2 separate regions of the Mus musculus genome follow, and region 2 is linked to region 1. Evidence: chromatin loops called from intact Hi-C (ENCODE). Cell type or tissue: left cerebral cortex. All regions are shown on one strand.

Region 1 (2,500 bases):
GCTCCTGTATCCAGTAGGTGGGGCCCATTGTGTCATGTGCAGTCAAGTCACTGAGGTTTAAAAACTAAGTTTTGATGTCAGTGTAGCCTAACCAAGATCCTGTCACTACAGCGGCTGTAATATACTAACTGCTCCACCCTGTGTGTGTGCGTGTGTGAGCGTGTGTGTGTGTGTGTGTGTGTGCACACGCGTGTGCATGTGCGCGCGCTCGCACAGACTAGTTTAAGTAATTTTCTTGGAAACTTATTTGAATTCAAAATAGACTTGCAGCATTTTTGATAGATTGTGGGTGGATGGATGGACAGACAGACGGACAGTGAACGGGAATACTAGCAATGATCTAGCATGGATATTCGTGTCTTGGGAGCAAACCCCAGTTACACTTCTCCCTGCCACAAATCTATACCACAGACCAACACTAAGAAAAATATAATTTAGTAGAAGAAGGTGAAGTCTGGGATCTACTTCAAATCTGATTCAGGGGCACAATTTTCCTTAAGAGACACTCTCTAGAATGACTTCGTTTTATAAGTGAGGGAGGAGAGGTTACGGAACTCACTCAAGGTTGCATAACTCATGAGAGACCGCCATCATAACCCAGTGCTCCAAGCTCAGTTGGCACCTCTATTAGATGTTTTTACCAGAATATATCACCCAGTACCAACCATGTGAGTCCCGGAGACAGAGCTCCACTCTCTGCCAGCAGTGACCACACTCAGCCATCATATACAGCCAAATGTGGCACGTCTTTTCTCCCACAACTTAGACGGGGGAATCAGAAGCGGCAACTGAGAAGATATCCTGGCTTATCAGTCCCATCTTAAGCAGAGGAAACAGGATTAGAATGAAGCACCGAGCCAAATCCAGCACAGCTTTCTGACTGTCCAGTGCATCCTTCGAGACACTACAGGGTCATCCCTATGAGCACGCTCACAGGACCCCACCCCACCCCACCCCCCAGGGTTTACAATCCGTAACAGAGAGAGAGAGAGAGGCTGCCTCTCCCCAGAAGACTCAGTATGTCCTAAGAGGACCAAAGTTAGCAGTCTTTGAAAATGAACTGAGAGAGGTCCCTGCAGAAACACTACCTACAAGTGTGTGTGCTTGGAAAGCAAATCATGGAGCCAGGGAGGTGATGTGGAGGAAAACACAAAGCAAGCACAAAGATTTGAGTGAGGCTGGGTGCAGAGAAGCATCTTGAATATCAGGGCAGCTCTTTCTTGACGCTAGTCAGCAAACACCTCCTCTTTTACAGGAAAACAGCTTTGGAGCTCGAATGAATTTTTGCCGACAGTGTTTTGCCGCCCTCTAGTGTTCGATTTTTAATTTTAAAAAGGCATTTAACACACCTGGATTAACGTGGCCTTTCATCCCTTCCAGTCTCCTGGAAGTTAATGGTTTTTGGACTGTCATTGCACTAGGCAGATTGAATCACAAACGTCAGTTAAAGACACAAGTTTCGTTGCTGTTTACTAACACAGGATCTTAGTATATAGCTCAGCCTGGCCTTGATCTCACTATCTTCCTTCCTCATCCTCCCAAATGGAACATGCATGCACGATCATGCCTGGTGCATGTTATAATAGACTCTTATGAAAATGTAACATACACATATGAGTGAACATTGTGAACAATAAATATGCTGTACAGTTAAAAAGAAAGCTAGGGTGCTTTCATTTTGTTTTTCTTCACCAAAAATACTGCAAATATTTGAGAAGACAGACATGTTTGTCATCATGTAAACGTCACATAAAATGTACATTTATCAAGACATCATGTGGTACTGATAAATATGTAAAGATGTGTATACCAATTTTAAAATAATACTTCTAAAAATCTAATACTTACCTGACAACTTCTTAGCACATAAATGTCCTTTCTGGGTATAGAATTTCAGTTATGTGCTATGCGTGCATTCTTGAGATCTCATGTGCAATAAAAAGGATGGCCACAACACATAGCCCTGTATTATTCAGTTTAAAAGGAAATTTTTACAAACGTTCTTTCTGCCTCTCCCTCAGATACCACCCACTAAACTGGGTTGCTTGAGTCCCACAAGCAAGGAGGAAACTCGAAAGACCACATGATAAAGCCAGGCTGTAAGTCACTATCTGGGTTACTCTAATATAGTTTAAGAAGAAAGTAACGCTATGCCTGAGAGAAGTCTTCAGTGCTCCGGTGATTTCCCAACCAGATCAGGCATCTGGAGACTAGTGTTTTATGTATAGAACCTTGACCCCAGAGCTTTTGAAAAAGTAGCATCAAGATATATATAAAAGAGAGGCGAGTGCGAGGCGATGTTTCCTGCCATGATGATAATAGATTAAACCATTATCTGAAATGCAAGCCATTTTTTTTTAAGTAAGAATTGTTGTGGCCATGGTTTCCTCTTCCGAGCTATTGAAACCCAAACAAGGACAGGGTATACTTGGACTTGGACGAAGAACCATCAATGAGAAGAGGATGCTAGGTAGGGGACACCAAGGAAAGGGGCGCATGC
Region 2 (2,500 bases), 170 kb before region 1:
CTAGGAAGTAGAATAGAGTGATCCTAAAATTTGGCTAAAACTGTAGTTTTAAACTTCTGCATTTTTCCTAACTAGTGAGCTTTTTTTTTTTAAGTATAGTTTTTCTCCTCCTTACCTGCTAACATCAAAAAGAATCAAAAAGTATAGGAACCATATATCTGTGCTTATTATTAATAAGAAACTATACTCCAAATTATCTATCTTCTTTCAGGATGACATGTGCCTCATCTTTACTTTATCTTTTCAAAGTCATTAGTTTGTTTTGGTTTTTTTCTCCCTCCATTAAAAATATCCCAAGAGGGGGCTGGGGAACTAGCTCAGCAGTTAAGAGCACTTTGTCCCTCTTGCTGCAGAACCAGTTCAATTCCCAGCACCTATATAGCAACTAGGAACTGTCTGCAACTCTCATTCTAAAGCATCTGATGCCCTCTTCTGGACTCCTAGGGTAGTACACACAAGGGGTGCACATATCACACATACACAGAGAGAGAGAGAGAGAGAGAGAGAGAGAGAGAGAGAGAGAGAGTTAGTTTCAGGTGTGGTGGTACATGCCTTTAATACTAGCATCACGAAGAAATATCTAGCCCCAAACATCAACAACAGCAGTGCTGAGAAACCCTGGTCTATAAATACAAATGGTCCTGTATATACAAAGTCATTCTGGATGTACAAGATCGGACAGTGGTGGCGCATGCCTTTAATCCCAGCACTGGGGAGGCAGAGGCAGGCAGATTTCTGAGTTCAAGGCCAGCCTGGTCTACAGAGTGAGTTCCAGGACAGCCAAGGCTATACAGAGAAACCCTGTCTCAAAAAACAAAACAAAACAAAACAAAGCAAAACAAAGGAAAACAAAAAACAAAAAACAAAACAAAAAACAAAAACAAAAAATATCACTAATAAATAATAGAGTCCTGCACCAGTGGTCATATAAATAGTACAGTAAAGGTACTATATACACCTGAGCGCAAAGTCTAAAGAGTCAGGATTTGTAGCTGCTCCCTTTATTTCAAGTTTGCCTAGCAACAGAGATGCCTAGTTAGGTGCTAAAGAATGTTGCTGCCATCTAGAGGAAGAGAGGAAAATTTCCTCCAAATGCCACACTACTTATTCCAAGACCATAAGCGGCAGGATCTCTGCCACATGTTTTTCTTTCATAACACTAAAGAGAGAAAAGAAAAAAATCACTTATCTCCAGTCTGAGTGTATAGTATGAGACTGAAAGCCTGTGTTTCTGATAAGGACACCAAGTGTTTGATTTTATTCTCATGCTTAACTGCAGTACAGAGTGGCCCCAGAATTCTCTTGTAAGACCTTTCTTTCAACACATCATTTTCTCCAGAGCATAGCCAGATAGCAATAAGTTGCAGGCCGCTTATAAATCACAGTGATCCATTCACTTTTACCAAACTATGAAATGTTAAAAGGTATATTAGCTCAAATAAAATGAATACAAAGAAGAACCAAGTTGTGGCTGGAGAGATGGTTCGGCAGTTTAAAAAAACATTGATTTTGCAAAAACATTGATTTTGCAGGACCTGTTTCAGTTCCCAGCGTACACGGGGTGGTTCCCAACCTTCTCTACCTATAGTTTCAGGCAATCTGAACTTCTAACTTCCTTGGACACCGGGCATGCATGTGGAACACAGACATAGATATGGGCAAAAACTCCTACACACTAGATGTGTGTGTGTGTGTGTGTGTGTGTGTGTGTGTGTGTGTGTGTGTGTGTGTGTGTGAAAGAGAGAGAGAGAGAGAAAGAGAGAGGGGGGATTATAAAATCGATAATAAGTAAATAGATGATAGACAAACAGACAGACAATAGACAGTAATAAGTAAATAGATGATAGATGATAGACAGACAGACAGATGTATAAACTAAAGAAACCAGGAAGAAAAACACAACCATGTCTTGAAAGACATAAGTTTTTTCTCTAAACAAACATAATGTGACCCCACACACACACACACACATGCACACAGGTAGACAGACACAAATACACTGACACACACATATATATGAACACACAAAGACACAAGATACACATTCACAGAGACAAGTACACATACACAAAGATACACACACAGCCTACAAATATAACTGTAGAAACAACTTCTCTAAGAACTTGAAATGTGTGAAAAGGTTTGTTCATTTTTGCTTGCTTGTTTGTTTGTTTGTTTTCTGTTTCCTCTCATTTCTGGAGAAGCTGTTGGACAAAATAAATGGTTCTTCCTCCTCACTCTCTCTATGGGGTATCCTTACTGCATCCCACCACTAACATCCTTCCTCCTTGAGGTTTCGGTAGAGCATCCCCATCACCTTCCACCTCTGACATTCCACTGTGACACAATATCCCATCCCGGTCTTTCTTCATTCAAGAAGGAAAGCCTTGAAGGAAACTTCAATCAGGACAAAAGAGAGCCTCGTAAATAAGACATGGTTCCAGAGCAGAAAGAATAATCTGATGGCCAGCAACACCCCTTTTACGGCTCATGGGCTACA

The links. Hi-C counts contacts between places; a loop is a spot of excess contacts. Peaks named below come from ENCODE experiments on the same cell type or tissue, not always from the same donor. Only the 100,000 strongest peaks of a DNase experiment are listed, where the experiment ranks them.
Region 2: a loop joins it to region 1, with 6 times the contacts of the local background. A loop is called at or near these places in 24 of 42 quality-filtered maps.

Annotation. Positions count from the first base shown.
Region 1 is chr13:111,409,787-111,412,286 of GRCm38, forward strand. No RefSeq gene overlaps it. Among named protein-coding and RNA genes, the nearest start is that of Gpbp1, 79 kb to the right of the region's middle. In left cerebral cortex, a CTCF peak has its summit at 1,302 (motif pointing left); a DNase peak (open chromatin) is centred at 1,257.
Region 2 is chr13:111,237,028-111,239,527 of GRCm38, forward strand. No RefSeq gene overlaps it. Among named protein-coding and RNA genes, the nearest start is that of 3110015C05Rik, 8.8 kb to the left of the region's middle. In left cerebral cortex, CTCF peaks have their summits at 427 (motif pointing left) and 1,064 (motif pointing left); a DNase peak (open chromatin) is centred at 1,089; H3K27ac peaks cover 331 bases.